2 separate regions of the Homo sapiens genome follow, and region 1 is linked to region 2. Evidence: chromatin loops called from intact Hi-C (ENCODE). Cell type or tissue: left lung. All regions are shown on one strand. Links, peaks and the distances in the headings refer to the core of each region. The heading gives the core; the rest is flanking DNA.

The links. Peaks named below come from ENCODE experiments on the same cell type or tissue, not always from the same donor. Only the 100,000 strongest peaks of a DNase experiment are listed, where the experiment ranks them.
Region 1: it touches region 2 in a loop (5-fold over the local background); 2 of 110 quality-filtered maps call a loop at or near these places.

Annotation. Positions count from the first base shown.
Region 1 is chr16:77,490,442-77,498,914 of GRCh38, forward strand. All of the region lies in intron 1 of LOC105376775 (a long non-coding RNA gene), which reads right to left. Among named protein-coding and RNA genes, the nearest start is that of ADAMTS18, 60 kb to the left of the region's middle. In left lung, for the core only: no CTCF peak of the experiment used is centred there; no DNase peak of the experiment used is centred there.
Region 2 is chr16:77,429,797-77,438,269 of GRCh38, forward strand. ADAMTS18 (ADAM metallopeptidase with thrombospondin type 1 motif 18) reads right to left here and starts at 5,238. Exons shown (of 23, transcript NM_199355.4): 1 at 4,810-5,238; 2 at 4,622-4,709; 3 at 1,499-1,815. The coding sequence starts at 4,899. RefSeq lists an enhancer at 4,934-5,434. In left lung, for the core only: no CTCF peak of the experiment used is centred there; DNase peaks (open chromatin) are centred at 5,040 and 5,220; H3K27me3 peaks cover 5,435 bases.

The sequences.
Region 1 (8,473 bases), core at 128-8,127, 61 kb after region 2:
CACGTGAGCCCACCCCAGGATCTATGATCACTTCAGAGACACTGTAAAGGGGATTTCAGGAGCCTTCAGTTCAATACTTAATGATCTGACTCTACTCAAAGACCCTGCTTAGAAAACGAGATTTCAGGCTTATCCTGTGACCCTGCAACCAGCACCCAGTACTGTTCCAATAAAGGCCTGACATCCTTCAGGACTGCTGCTGTGCCCTCTGTTTTTCCTGCTCCCACTTCTGCAGTGGGTCCTCCCACCTGTTGCTGAGGCTCTCTGCTTCCCAGTGCCCGCTTATGTTTTTTGGCATTTCCTCCTCTTGTGAGAAAACCTGGTAATGTGAAATCTATCGTAACGTCCCCTGCTTTCACTGACAAGAGAACGGGGAAATACCCTGGCCTTAAAACTACTTTGTATGCTTTCCTTAAACAAAAGTAGACTTTCTTCTTGAAGGAGAGGGGGAAAAAACCTTCCAATTAATAAAAGTTTCGGAATAAGACTTCTAATATTATTCTAATATTGACATTCTAAATGGTCAATGAATAGTTGCCAGTACTGATCAGAAAGCCATAGAACAGATATTACTTGTGAGGCAGAAGAGACCAGGATTTTCTATAAGTCGCAAACTAATTAATTCCAATAAACGTTTGGACTAGGCAGACTGTCCTCATCAAGAAAGAACACAACCAGAATATACAGACTTTCATCCTCAATGCTGCAGTTTTAATCTGTAAGATTTAGGTCATCTGAAATACGACGTCCAATATAGAGATAGATGATAGATTGATAGATAGAGGAATGGATTGGGTGAACAGACAAGATAAGTGATGATGATGATGATGATGATGATGATGATTTTTTTTTTTTGAGACAGTCTCACCCTGTCACTCAGGCTGAGTGCAGTGGCACAATCTCGGCTCACTGCAACCTCCGCCACCAGGGTTCAAGTGATTATTCTGCCTCAGGCTCCCGAGTAGCTCAAATTTCAGGCACATACCACCACATCCAGCTAAGTTTTGTATTTTTAGCAGAGATGGAGTTTCACCATGCTGGCCATGTTATTTCTTGAACTCCTGATGTTAGGTGATCTGCCTGCTTCGGCCTCCCAAAGTGCCAGGATTACAGGCGTGAGCTGCTGTGCCCAGCCTAATTTTGTTTTAATGAACAGATTTTTTCTTTCTCCATCACTACCAGCATTCAAAAATCATCATAAAAAGGGATCTTACAGTACAGAACAGCTACATCTCAGAAAAAGAGATTTTGACATGAGGAGCTGCCTCATTCTTTCCACATGCAGCCACCAGCCAGCAGGGCAATCAGGAATCTGGGGAAAGAGATGTTATACTCCAGGGGCAGGTCCACTCCTCATTGGAATGTGGGTAGAATCAAAGCCCTGATCTTTAGCAGCCCTCTAACCCTTCTGGACTATGGATCCCTCCAGGAGCCAAGGACTTTGTTTGTTTTCCCTGCCTGAGAAGTCCAAAACAATAAAAATTAGCAAAGCAGAAGTGAGGCCACCAGGAGGAATTCAGCTACCCAACTTCTTTGAGCCACACGTGGAGGAAGAAGTTGGACTCCATGCCCCCAAATGCTCATTTGGCATAGAGGAAGACAAAGACTTGCTGAGAAGGAAGGTGGAGGAGGTACTGATGGTGATCATGGTTTGCCTAAACAGTAAAGGCAGCAGCCAAGGAAGAAAATCTGAGACTAGGTCTTGGGGAGGCAAAGGTGATGCAGGAAGTCGTCCAGGGAGAAGCAGGGTGGAGTGTGGAAAGCGTCTTGCATTACATTAACAGAAGCCAGAATGGAAAACACAAGGAATATGCACAGGTCATAAGATACGAGCTCTATCTGAAAGTCAAAAAATTTGCCTGACTTCAGGTCGAGGAGAAGTTGGCCTGTTCATAAACCACCCACTGGGCTGAGATACAACTCTTCCTTCTCAAGAAGCTCAGAGGGAAGCTTGGGGAAATCAAGCTTCTATTTGTGCAACTTTGATCAAAATATGTCACTCATCCTCTGCTGGCCTCTATCCTGGTACCTTCTATGCAGAGACAAAGGCACTCAAAATAATGTTTATGCTCCTCTTCTGACGGAGCCATGGCAAGAACACAATCACATGCCATAGCAGATTAGAAAATGTAGGTGTTATTCTTTTTAAGTGTCTGTAATATGCCAAACTTATCTTCATCCTCTGAGATAGGCATTCTTACCTCCATTTCGCAGACTAAAAAAAATTGAGGTGCAGAGATAGTAAGTCACTTGCCCATGGTTTCATAATGAAGCAGAAGCAGACCAAAGGTTTAGTGTCAGCAAACCCAGCTACACCCAGTTCCAAACTCTATATTTTTTCCACCATAGATTTTAAGGCTATGTAACAAACAGGCTTGGAAGGTAGAAATATTATCTCCCTCTGGAGCCATAGGCAGGCATGGTTGCTGTCCCATAGTAAAGATTCAGGTTCTCCCAGCCTGGGGTTCCCCATTTGTGACTCTCCCTACAGTTATGCGTTGTCCTGTAGGAGACAGGTGAGGACAGCTGACACAAATGTGAAGTGCAGGCTACTTGCTGTACTGGGATTAATAAAGCCCTTTGTCACTGACCCAGGAGTCTCACATCTTCTGCCAACATCCATAAAAGCTTGGGAGACTCACTTGTTAGCTGGCAAGTCGGGTAAAATCTCAGACCCCACCAGAGGAAGCTTCCTGGATAAGCTGGAAATGGGCAGAGAGATCCAAATGAATATCTTCCTATGTATCTTCTGGCCCTAGAACAAAGTCTACATGCCCTCCTGTGGCACACGAGAGAGTTCTCGGGCACCATGCACATCCTTAGGCGATGAAACCTAGGAAATGTCTTGGATAGGTAGCAAGTCATTCTCACCAGGTCCTGGTCCTGAATCAACACCATCATTCCCTGGGCCACCATGTATCTATACAATGAGGGCACCGAGCTAGAGTAATAACATCTGACTTAAGAATGACACACTTCTGAGAGTCTTATGTATTATTTCATTGCATATCAACAATAACTCTACAAATAAGGAATTATTGCTCTCAGAAAGGGAACCAGCTCATCCAGGTTACAGAGCTGGGGTACATGTCTATCCAAATCCTTGCTCATCATCACCATCCCCGCGAGATTCCATCTTCCTCCTGCCACTCAGAAATTCATCACTATCCTTGGAATATATTTCCTTTTGATTATTTAAAACATTTTTTTAGATAGAGAACTTTGTGCTAGTAAGAAAAGGTAATTGCCACTCAGGGTGAAAATAAAAAATTTAAAAAAAAACCAACACCCTTGTTTGGTTAATGAGGAACACTTGTTCAAGCAAAGAACCACTCTGGGGCAAATTAAACTTTATTTTTTTCTCTAATCATCTGAAGTCCATGTTGGGGTAATCCAAACCTCCCCACAGAGAGAGTGCAGTCTGCATAACCCCATTTTTTTTCTTTTTTGCAATTACAGGAGCTATGAGGACCTGGGAGTGACCCAGGTCCCTCATTCTTTTGGAACGAAGGAAGACAAGACGCCCATAAGTTTAGGAAGTGAGAATGCCTTTTGCTCAGCCAAGAGATATAACCAGTTCCTCAGTTCGTGCTGCAGTCAGGATGGAGGCCAGGCTGTAAATATGAGCCTGTCCATTCTTATGTAGCTGCTAGGACACTGGGACTGTCAATTTCCAAGGTATCTTGCCCTCTGACAAAGTCCATTTCAGGGAGGAATCTCTATGGACCCCTTTTGGGAGGGCAGATAGATTGTGATCAATTGAGAGAGATGTTATAACTAATGAGTGACTGTATTACTTTTCTAGGACTGCCCTAACAACTACAACAAACTGGCTGGCTTTAAACACAGAAGTATATTCCCTCACATTTCTAGAGGCTAAAAGTCTAAAGTCTAAGGTGCTGGCAGAACCATCCTCTCTCTCCTAGCATCTCTTAGCAAGGAACACCAAAGGAAATCTTGCAGCTGCATAATTCCAGTCTCCGCCTCCTTCATCACATGGCTGTCTTCCCCGTATGTCCCTGTCTTCACGTGGCATTCTCTTCTCTGTGTGTGTCTATCAGATAGACACACAGATGTATTTCCTCTCTTTATATCAGGACGTAAGTCATATTGGATTCAGGGCCCACCCTACTCCAGTATGACCTCATCTTAACTTACATCTCAACTACACCTGCAAAGACCCTATTTCCAAATAAGTTCACATTCAGAAGTGCCAGGGGTTAGGGTTTGAGTACTACTCGAACAACATCAGTTATTATTAATAAAGTGTCCAAGTTTATCTATTTCTTTCATGTAGTTGTCTTTCATCTATTACAATTAAAAAAAAACAGAGGCCGGGCGTGGTGGCTCACACCTATAATCCCAGCACTTTGGGAGGCCGAGGTGAGCAGATCACTTCAGCTCAGAGGTCAAGAATTTGAGACCAGTCTGACCAGCATGGTGAAACCTCATTTCTACTAAAAAAAAAAAAATATATATATATATGAAAATTAGCCGGATGTGGTGGTGGGCACTTGTAATTCCAGCTACTTGGGAGGCTGAGGCAGGAGAATCATGTGAACCTGGAAGGCAGAGGTTGCAGTGAGTCAAGATTGTGCCACTGCACTCCAGTCTGAATGACAGAGCAAGACTCTGACTCAAAAAGAAAAAAATCAGAATAATGGCATCTTCACGCATCTGTACTCTCTCTTTTGCCCTCTACACTTCAGGCATACCAGGCCTTTCTGGCCTTAGGGCTTTTGCACACGTTGCTCCTGCAGCCTGGGACATACTTCCCAGGGTTTTTGCACAGCTGACTTCTCGTTCTTCAGGGTCATTTTAAAAATATTGTCTCCTCTGTGATGCCTCCCCCTAAATAGCTTTAATCTCTACCTGGGTAGCCCACTCATCTCCTTGGTAACACTCAATATTCATCTATTATAATTTGTTTATTTGTCTAAGGATCATCACCTCCCACCTCACTGTCATGTAAACTGTATGTGAGCAGGAGTTTTAGTCTGTTTTTTTTACTCTTGTATGGACCAACACATCACCAGGAACATAGCAGAAGTTCAATAAATACCTGTCGCATATGTGGATGAGGAGATATTTTTCATAAATCAAAAAAATTGGGATGTGCGTACAGCCAGCAGTCTAGAATGACTCTTAACATCAGCAGGTCCTGGTGCAGGCAGGACATTTCTTTTACTGTATGTTAGTATTTTGTCTTGGTTAAGAATGTGGGCTTTGGACCAGGTGCGGTGGCTCATGCCTGTAATCCCATCAGTTTCGGAGACCGAGACAGGCAGATCACTTGAGGTCAGGAGTTCCAGACCAGCCCGGCCAACATGTTGAAATCCTGTCTCTACCAAAAACTACAAAATTAAGCCAGGCATGGTGGCGCATGCCTGTAATCCCAGCTACTTGGGAGACTGAGGCAGGGGAATTGCTTGAAACTGGGAGGCAGAGGCTGCAGTGAGCCAAGATTGTGCCACTGCATGGAGAACCTGTCACACACACACACACACATACTGTGGGCTTTGAAATTAGACAACTGGTGTCCTATGGCTGGTCTTCCCCACAGTTCCTGTGTGACTCTGAGACTCTGTATCATAAGAATGTGTGATTCTTCTTTCGTAAGACTATTGCATTCATACAACTATTAACAAATATTTGTTGAAGTCTTATTGAGCGCCATGATAAACTAAGGCATATAAAGTGCTTAGCAAAGGCTTTGGCATGTGAGAGGTGTTAGAAAAGTGGGATTTTGCTTAACTGAATACCTCATATGTGAAAGCAGAGCTAATTCAATGGAATACCTAATAGGCAAAACCAGAGCCTTGGAAGGGACCAAGTGTCCTTAGTGTCCTTTCTCGCTCAGGGAGTCTCCTGCTGCTTCATTGTGAGCAGTAACATTTCTACTCAGGAGCAGGAAGAAGGGTGGTGACAGGTGTAAGTGGGAAAATAACCTGAGGGATACTACCCGTGTGAAGCACCATTTGTCACCATTCTGTTGAGTAGTAGGGGTGGGAAGGTTGGCATTATGAACTTGAGAGGTAACAATTCTATCAGCCAGAAGTGAATGCTGGGAAGGTAGAAAGGGGAGGCAAAATAGCACAGGCTCTGCAGTCAACCCCTTGGGTTAAAAAAAGAAAAGTTTCTGCTACTTACATGCAGAGGATGAACAAACAACCACATTCCAAGAGGTTTCTTTGGAGGATAACATTGTATACCCAGGAGGTGCCACATCCTTCAACAAAATATCATACTACATGGCTTCACATAATCCTGACTCATTTCTTTGAGGCAGTCTTTAATATTCCCATTTTATAGATGTAAAAAATATATCTTGGGAGATCAGCTCCATTTCCCAAAGACAACCAGCTCCTAAGTGGAGCGAGGGTTGTGATATGGTTTGGATTTGTGTCCCCACCCAAATCTCGTGTCAAACTGGAAGAGGGACCTGGTGGGAGGTGACTGGATCATAGGGGCTGATTTCCCCCTTGCTGCTCTCATAGTAGTGAATTTTCACAAGATCTGATAGTTTAAAAGTCCGTGGCACTTCCTCCTAGTGTGCTCTCTCTCTCCTGCTGCCATGTGAAGAAGGTGCTTGCTTCCCCTTCCCCTTCTGCCATGATTGTAAGTTTCCTGAGGCCTCCCAGTCATGCTTCCTGTAGAACTGTGAGTCAATTAAACCTCTATTCGTCATAAATTACTCCATCTAAGGTAGTTATTTATAGCAGTGTGAGAACTCATCTTGGGTGTGACCTCTGCATTCTTTCTGCTCCCAACCCTCCATATTCCTCCCATTTCTAAGATTTGTGGTTGTGAAGTTATTGAAGCATGGGCAGGTCAAAGTTCTAAGTGGGTTGTTCAGGGCATAAATGTCTATGTGGCCATTTCTATCACTTTGTATAGGGAATTGAGTTATATGAGTATGCTCGCACAAGGCTTTTCTGAAATGCCACTAGCCTCTTACATGACTCCATATCATCAAAACCACATTAATGGAATACTTTAAGATGAAAAAGGGAAACTTTGAAGCAAAAATACTAGACCAGGTTTGTTCACCTCAGCATTATCAAAATTTGGGGCTGGCTATTTCTTTCCTGTAGGAATGCCCTGTACATAGTAGCATGTTTAGTGGCACCACTGGCCTCAACCCACATACTAATAGCACCCCATCACCCAGTTGGTAACAATGAAAAGTGTCTGCAGATATTTCCACAGTTCCCTTGGAGAGGGGTGGTAAAAAAAAAAAACCACCCAGTTGTGACACAATAAGCTAAACAAACGTAAACTCAAAGTCTTAGTCTGCAACTTTTGTAGCCTTGAGACAGTTGCACACTCTTCATGAGACTGTTTCCTTAGGTATAGAATGAAGATGGCAGTTTCTATCTTGCAAGATAACTGTGAGAATTAATGAGACGATGTATATAAAGCTCATCATTTGCAGGCCTTCAGTAGGTGCTCAAAAAGTGGAACTTATTTTTGTGACACCTTTGATTAGCTTTCATAATGTCCATATTTGAGGACTGTGTTTTCTTTATCTCTGTCAAGAGCAAGTTGCTGTCTTTAACATTGCTGCTTCCCCTTCCATGTAAATAGGTATTCAATATTTATGAATAACATCTATCAGGTATGTTTTGCCCGTTATCTCCTTTCAAACTTTACAGCAGTCCTACAAATAAGGTGGCACTGTCATCATTTTAAAAATGAGAAAGCAGATTTAGAGACATTAAGTAATGTCCCAAAGATCACACAGCTAGAAAGCAGCATTCAAACTCTGACTCAACATCCCAAGATATTTTCTAGACTCTTATCTTTCTTCTGCATGTATCCAACAGGTTCTTTCTGAAAACAGATTCTCTTTCATTCGGTTTACGAGGAAAAATAATCAATTGCCTTAAGAGTTATGAATACATTTTATAAAGGGGTAAAACCAAGGGGCTATCAAAGCACAGAGGAGGAATATTTATCCCCATCTGGAAGATTCTAAAAAGCTTGCCATGGCTGGGGGCGCACACGGCTGGGGGTGCAATGGCTCACGCCTGTAATCCCAGCACTTTGGGAGGCCAAGGTGGTGGATCACTTGTGGTCAGGAGTTCAAGACCAGCCTGACCAACATGGTGAAACGCCATCTCTACTAAAAATACAAAAATTAGCCAGGCGTGGTGGCGTACACCTGTAATTCCAGGTATTTGGGAGACTGGGGCAGGAGAGTCACTTGAAGTTGGGAGGTGGAGGTTGCAGTGAGCCAAGATTACGCACCACTGCACTCCGCCCTGCGTAACAGAGCGAGACCCTGTCTGGAAAGAAAGGGAAGGGAAGGGGAGGGGAGGGGAGGGGAGGAGAGGGGAAGGGAGGGAAGGGTAGGGAGAAAAGAAAGAAAGAAGGAGAGAGAGAGAGAGTCAGAGGCGGGGGAGGAAGGAAGGATGGAAGGACGGACAGGCGGGCAGGCAGGCAGGCTTGCTAGCAGAAAAGATGCAAAGAG
Region 2 (8,473 bases), core at 56-8,055:
AGAAATTATTCCCTGCCAGGAACTGCTATGGCACTTTCCACATAAGAAATAATTGAATCCCCACTGCCCTGTGATGTAAACTCTTGTTATTCCCATCTTAGAAATAAAGAAACTAAGGCATAGTTAACTCTACTTAACACAGAGTTAAACAATTTGTCTAAGGTCCTATGAGTAAATGCTGGTCTGAGAATTAGAACCTGGGCAGACTGCTTTCAACTACTGGTATGTGGAATGGGATAGTTTAAGCCACTACGGTGGGTTGTGTAAACTCCTCCTTTAGGACACCGGAATAGACAGAAGAAAGAGAAATACAAAGGGGATGCTAAGTAAAGAGAAGGAGATGTGCCACAACAAAACAAACAAACAAACAAACAAACAAAAAAACAAGATATAGTCATGTGTGCACACACAGGGGCATGTAACCATGTTATAATATATAGGTCAATGGTGAGCCATGTTCATCATTTTAAATAGACCAAAGAAAGAATACCGTGATTGTGGTTGTAATGAAAGGTTTTAGCTAAATTTCAGGCCATAATAGGGGGAAAAAATTAAAAAGTAACTGAAAGTTTCAACTAACAAAGAACATGGGAGTCCGCATTCACCCGTACCCAAGCCACCCCTCTTGCTTTGTGCCATGATGTACCATGTACATTACTCACTACATCCTCACTTGGGCTTTCTCACATTTTCCTTCTTCTGGCCATGCCAGAGCACAATCACCATGTGTCTCAACACACACAAACTCTTCTGTCAATTCAAGACACTTCTCAATCACAACACAGAATGAAATCAACCCAGAACAACATTTACCGCCTCGTATATTTGATTGAATCCTGAGAAGAGTATCATTTACACTGATATTCTTGGCCTGGTGCTCAGCAGATGAGGATTACATAGGGAGGAAATAACACTGGTCCCAAATGCTTTTAAAAGGTTCTGCTTCCCTGAATGCCACATTTAATCCTGCCAGCCCAGGAACACAGCACCCCACATTCTAAAAGGATGTCTTATGTGAGCAGGACACCAGCAACAGATTAGTTCAAAGAAGACAAAAGGCCTCCCTTCAGCAAAGTGAAGGTTGATCTTACCAGTGCTGCTGAATGCAATTTCGCATTGAAATACAGTTTTCCCATTTCAAAGCCATGTAGACGCATGAAGCTTGTTAGATTTATAGAATGCCTGGTCTCCCGGGACATTACAAAGCGAATGGCATCCATCAAGTTAATTTCCTTGGGGATCATCTCAAACATGGAGAATGAAAAGTCCCAGACCATTAAACATCAAAAGATTGTTCTAAATGGTAATTAAAGTTCTATTATATTTTCTTTTTCTGGGAGCACATTAGATTAATTCAATTGAGAATATTAGAAGTATCAAGGCTGACAGTGTGAATGTGTGGAGTTGGCTGGAAGAGCATTTATATTGCAGACATCTGTTCATTCAAGTTACACAAAACACGAAAGAGGGAGCTCAACTCAGACTGGGGTGTACTTACCAAGCCAGCACACGTAGACACAGCGACAGAGGAGGAGCTGTCATTTCTGATAAATCCCTGATAGAAGCATTGCTGCACCTCGGGTTTCTGAGTCTCTGAAGCACCATCTTTTCCAAGTACCTGGACAATAAAGTGACTGCTCAAAATCGCCGAGGGCTTAAGTTCTAAGTGCAGTTCCTGTCCAAATGCTGAAAATCGGTAGTGCAGGGAGCTTCTGGCATTCTGCGCCGATCGCTTTTTCCTGCCGTTGTGCAAAATGTCGTGTGAAATATATGACCCGGCTGAGTCTACTTCTACTGGCGTGACAAAGACGTAATCTGCAATGGGAAAAGTTCAGCTGTCAGCACCCAGAGCCCACAATTCCAAATGGTCTCTTTCCAGCAAGCTGGCAAAGAGCAACACAAAGCTCAAAGATATCTTTGTTCCTATTGCCTTGCACCTAGATCAAATATAATTCAGAGCAGCACAGGCAGCAGAAGACCTGTCTCTACAACTAACTCGGCCACAGTCATTTCTACAGGTGCCCGAAAGCCAAGCACAATTTTGATGAATTTCATGGATGTCTGTGGAAAAATGTAACACCTCTCATTGTCTGGAGAGAGATTTAGAACATTCTTTTGATGTTTAATGGTCTGGGCCTTTTATAATATTGGCCACAGAACCATTCATATATATAAAATTTAATTTTTTTGAAGATAAAGTTAATAAACATAAAACTACAAAATCGGGAAATTTCTTCAAGGAGGTTAATTTCTCTGTGCTTAAACTGAATCGGGAACATTTTGGCAGAGGCAGAGTTTACATTTCAAGTCCTAACTCACAGTGTGGGGTAGCCTCAGATGATATTTCAGATCATTAACAAGCAACAGCATTTTCATTTTTCCAATATTATTTATGTGTGATAAGAAAACTCCAGCACTTGTATCACCCTTAGCATTTTACTGTGAGCTTTCACAGGGATGATCCCATTTAATTGTAAGCATAAAATACAGTGCATGCACAAAAATGCCTCAAAATTGTCAGAACCCTCCTATATAGTCTGATGTATAAAATTGCTCAGGCATGTTGGTGGGGGAGTGTCAGATCAGGGGACACCTGGAAAGGCATGTTTAAAAATACCTTCACCACTGCTCCCTAGAGCAGTACTAATTGCTGAATGTTCCAAAGAGGAGGAGCTAAAATACAATTTGCTATTTGAAAAGCAAAGCCAGCACACTGTTTTCTTTCACCAAACATTGAAGCTGAAAAGCATCATCCCACAAAATGATTTGGAATATGCCCTCTGTGCATTAAAAAACAGCCTGCATTTCCACTTTCAAGGCACAGAATGGGAAACTACTTTGGAAAGTGTTTAGAAAGCTGTTGAATAATGACGAGGTATGTTTGAGTCACTTGGGTCCCCAGTTACTGGAGGAGGAAAAGGAAGAGAAATTTCTCTTTTCCCTAAACAGTCAACAACCTTCCCCCTCCTCCAATAAAAAAAAAAAAACTAAGGAATAGTGGAGCCCCTGTAGCTAGCAAAGATCAATGAGTGATGGCCTAATTAGGCTCACATTAAAAAAGAATTCTCCACAATAGACAATAATTTTCTTCTGTTTATGAACCATCTGTGACTTATTCCTTGGGCAGCTTTCATTTTTATATTCTTTATGTCCTCCCACTCCCATTTTTCTTCTTGACTCCCTCCTTTAACTAAAAATGCTGTATAATTGACATACATATTTTACAATAATGGGGGGAAAAGTTTTTCCCCTCTCTTAACCTTGAAAATCTGAGCCAGACATACAATATTTTTCTTCTCTTAAAAATCTGATACATTGCTTTAAAGGGATGTGGCTCTTGATTATGTGCAATTTCTTAGAGAAAGTCTACCTTCTCCTTCTGTCAAACTAAAACTTAACTATGAAAAAGATTCCTGACATATGCAGGAAGTCTGTGTCTCACCTTCTTGTCCCAAATCATCTGAAACTCTGCCTGCTCTTACTTGGAAGGCTCTGTAGGAACGTTATCCAGCCAGCCTTCTATGGAACCAGCCATCAAACGGCCCCAGACACCTGCTACCAGCTTGTTTCCAAGGGGAGAATAACAGGCTGTCGGTTACATTCGGTTCTTGATGGAAGAAGGGCAGTCAGTGTCCCCTGTAAAGAGTGATCTCTGATTGACCACTTCAGGAGGTGAGTAAGGGTGAGGTCCTTACAAGGTTGTGGCTGGGTCGGACGTGGCCTCCAGCCATCTGATCCTGATATAAGAATGAGGGGTGGTTTTAGAAACTGCAGCCTCTCTGTTTGGACAAAAGGTGAATCCCTTCTCCATGACTCCATCCTGCCCCACTCCCCATTCCCCTGACAAGAAAAGGAGATAACCTTGCAAAACTAAAAATTACAGAATTCTAAAGAATCCAGGTTGAGCTGTAAGGTTTTCCTAGACACCTTGCGTCAGGAATCAGCTGTTCTCCTGTAGCTGATGGGAAACAATCAAAACAAGGATTTCCCTCTGGGCTCCACTGGGAAGTTAATAAATGTCAGAAGTGAGGGATTTTCTGGAAGTTTGTGGCTGGCGAACGTCAGAAAAGATAGATAAAGGACTCAGAGACCTGAAGTCACCTGCTTTCCTCTCTCTAAAAGCAGCCTTAGACATCCGTAAAACAAGGGAAGCAGAAATGAAAAAAAAAGAAGAGATAGAAAAGGAACAGAAGTCGAGAGAAAAATGAGGAAAGATGGAGAGAGGAAAGAGGCTCACATTCTTTCATCTCCCACTAAGAATTAGCTTCCCCCAACAAGAGTTAGGAGAGGGAGGAAATAAGTAATTCCTTAGTTAATGTCCACTTCCCTTCGAATTTCTCACTGCAGTTAGGATTTTTTTTTTTTTCTTGTTCTTCTTAACAAGCCACCTGTGAAGGAGGGAGAGTATTTGCTTTTATGTGACTTGCAGCTCGGGGCGTTGATTCTTTTGATAAGTTCAGTCCTTGCCAACCTTCCCCCCTCTCCAAACAGGAACCATTTCCAAGACAGCGCACACCTGCCAGGTTAGGGGGTGCGCTTTTCCATCTTTTCTCTCTTTGGGGGAAGGAAGGGTCAAAGTGCTGCGAAAGGCCCTTCTTGGGGATGGGGGGCAAATACGAACCATCATTTAATCCGCTGGCGCCGCTGCTGCTGTCACTGGCTAAGGCCGCGGCGACCGACGCACAGCAGAGGCAGCACAGCTGGAGCGCCTGCAAGAGAAAAGGTGACATCGCGCGTGAGGGGCGCGGCGGGGCTGGCGTCGGGCGCCCCCTGCCACCCGCTCTCGGAGCTCCGCTCGGCGGCACCTGCCTTGGCCACGCGCCCCAGTCCCGCCAGGCCCCTCGGCGGGCCCGAACCCGCAGCCGGGAAGGCACACGCGAGCAGGAGGGCGCACTCCATGGTCAGGTGCGGACGCGGCGGCTGCGGGTGGCCAGACGCGGCAGGCGGAGCGCACGGGCGGCGCGCATTCTTTCCGCGGCCCCGGAGCTCGGCGCCCCAGGTGCGGCTCCAGGTGAGAGCCGCCGCCGTTCACATCGCAGCGGGGGCGCGCTGGGACCTCCCCTCCTCCGGCCGCCTGCGCGCCCTCCCTTCTCCCGGCGCGGGCCTGCCGAGCTGCAGTTTGCGGCACCCCAGAGGGTACGGGGGGCTCCCTGGGCCGGGACTGGAGCGCAAACGGTTGGGAGACTGTCGGTGTCTGCCCGCCCGTCTGTGCGTCTGTCTGTGTCGGTGTGAGCGTCTGAGGCGATGGGGAAGACAGCGCCAGCTGGCTCCCCCAGCGCGCCGGAGCCGAGCGCCCGCCTCTCCACCGCGCGGTGATTGGCGACCAGCGGCTCCCGGGCTCGTCCGAGCCCCCGGGCTGGTGCAAGGGCGTGGGATTCCCGGCTCCAGCTCTGAGGGAGGGGGCGAAGGGGGCGGGGAGGCTGGGTGGGAGTGATAGGGAGGGAGGGACCGACCGCCATGAGAAGGAGGGGAGCGCCCAGGGTCAGGCTTGGAAAACGTAATTTAAGCGCACTGGGAGATGAGTTCGGAAGACGAAAGGCTCAGGTGAGTGGCGCGACTTTTTCGCTGCCTGTGCAGACTTCTCATTTTCAACTCTTCTGGCAAAGAGTCAAGATAGCGTCCTCAACACCTCCTAAGTGCTGGGAGCTATCCCCTGCTGTATCGCATTTGCCTCAGGCCCTACCTTTTTCAGGTGGGAATTATTAATTCCTTGATAAAGATGAGGAAAAGGAGGCTCAGATGCGCACAAGCTGACCTAGCTTCCCAGAGTCAGCAAATCTGAGGCAGCCGGGAGGACCAGAACAATGAGCTGTCACTGTCTGCAGCATGTAAAAACTCATGGCACGCGGGGGCCTCCCTCTTCTCCCGGATCTCTCTCTCTCTTCTTGACGTGACCGTGCTTCCCACTCTTCGAGATTGAATCTTGGCCCCAGATACCCAAACCCACAGAAATCAGTTATAACAAACAGCGCACGCCATCACTAGGAATGTGCATCCAGTTTGCTGTGTGCCTGTTCGTTTACTCAAGACATTTATTTGATCCTTTGATCCCTGTTTGCAGAGGTGAACAAAATACAGTCTCACGGGCCAGTGGAAACGAATCTGATTGGATAGCTCGACAACGGTAATAGAAGCAAAATGAACACAAATACTAAAAAGGAAAAGAATAGTCTCCTAAATTAGATGGCAGCAGAATCTAATTTAGATGGGATAAGATGTGTGTGTGTGTGTGTGTGTGTGTGTGTGTGTGTGGGTGTATATATACACACACACATATATATACACACACACACGCATACATACACGTGCAAGGCATCTGTTAGGAGCTGACACTTAAAATAAGGCCAGAGAGAGTGGATCGGTTTTATAAGGGAAGAGGGGAGTAGGATCTTGCATGTTAGGACAGGGGGCACAGCATAAGTGAAGGTCTCAAGGTAGTTAAGTGATTGCCACGTGAAAAGTGTTACAGGCCAGAGGAAGAAGCAAACACAGCAGTTGCTGGGTCAGCTGGACCTTGTAAGCTGGGGCGAAGCATGTTGGAAACCATTAGATTTAAATGAATGTGGGTTTGTGTATGTGTAGGAGGCAACATCATATCCAATAATAAAAAAATGTGAACCATTTTTTGAGCGAGTGTAGGGATTGGACGAGCTGAGGCAGGGTCAGAGAGAAACAAACCACGCAGCTGTTGCTGGCATGAAGGGGTACAATGACAGTGTCTTGCTTGGACCAGGGTAGTGGTAGTGGAAGTAGATGTATTACTCTGCTCAGTCCTGTGGGTACTGAAGTAGTTAACATGAGGTCTATGTCAAGCCTCGATTAAGTGATAGCTCAATACACATAGTCGGTTTTATGGAATGCAGCTGGGAAGAGGTAAACCCAGGCTGTAGCGGCAGAGAAGGTGATGTGTCTGCCTAAGGAACATGAAGCTAAGCCTCACAGAACATCAGGGCTAAACAAATCATTTGGGTTTCCCTACTTAATCTGGTTAAGCTCTGTGGCCTCTGTTTTATAATCTGTAAAATAGGAATCAACATGCTACATCAAAAGGATAGCCTGAGGGGTAAGTGAATATATTTTTCAAAGCACATTATAAGTGGACTTTAAGAAGTGATGGTGTATTTCTGTTATTTCATACATCCTGTGTCAAACTTGAATATACGTCAAAATCACCTGTAATGCTAGCTTAAAAATGCAGATTTCCAGGCCATGAAGCACTGTGATTCTGATTCCATGGATTTGGTGTAGGGCCCAAGCATGCATTTGTAGTAAGCACTTGTGGGTGATTCAGACACAAGTGACTTAAGTGCTTCATATGATTCCATGAAGAACTGGACACAAGAGGAAACTGGACATCAAAGACATGCAGTAAAACACTGCTGGAGGTCACATCACCAAGCAACGGACTGAATAAAACAGGAGACTGGGATTGACAGCACTGTCAGCGACATCATCAGGTGAACACTGACGGAACCTGGAGGGTGAAGGGCTTGTCCACACTCAGCTAAAAATAACCATGGCCCTGATTTGTGTCTCTCCATTAAGATACATTTGCATGAAATTGTCCATATTTTTCTGATCCTCCTCTTTTAGGGCTAACAATATAGGTTACTTGCCATGGTCAGGGCTGAAGTCTCGGAGAACAACCCTTAACTATGCTCTATGCTCAATTGTGGAATTTCTCAATCTCAGCAGTACTGAGATTTGGGCTGGATAATCATTTGTGGTAGGGGCTATCATCCTGTACATTATAAACATAGGATGTTTAGCAGCATTTCTGGCCTCTACTTCACTAAATGCCAGTAGCAGCCCCCAAAATGCAACAAAATGTTGTGAGATTTCCAAATGTTTCCTGGTGGGTAAAATTCCCCTAGGTGAGAACCTGGATAAATAGTACAGATTCCCAGTCCTATTCTGTGACATTTTTTTGTTGAGTGCCCATTTTTTTTTGAGAGTCTAGAGGGCTCCTCTTGAACCTAATGTAAGTAGTTTATCCTTAACTGATTTTACAGCTCTTCTTCCATACCCCAGTCAATCTTTGCTCTCCACAGATTCAAGTCCTCCATGATTGGGCACAGAAACTGAGACTCATTTCTTGCATAGTTCTAGACCTGGAAGATAAAAACTTGCAGTTCCATTCATTTGTAGATGTCTAGTCTCTTTTTTAGGGCTGATAAATACTTGCAAAGCCATAACTTCTGGGATGATTTTATACGTAGTTTTCCAGGAACTGGCCCTGCAATATGTATAAATTGTCTCTAGATGGTGACAGAGAATCATGAGCCCATGCTCCAGTCTTGGAGTTATAAACTGCAAAGTAGCTTTTAAGTTACTTGGGAATGTCAGTCTTACCTGATTTTAAAATGATAAATCTAGGACACTACAATGGCTATCTGAAGTTTGCAATAAACTAATGGGGATATGGGGGGGCAGAGCTCATCGCTGATGTGTTGTATTCTGTCAGACGTAGCCC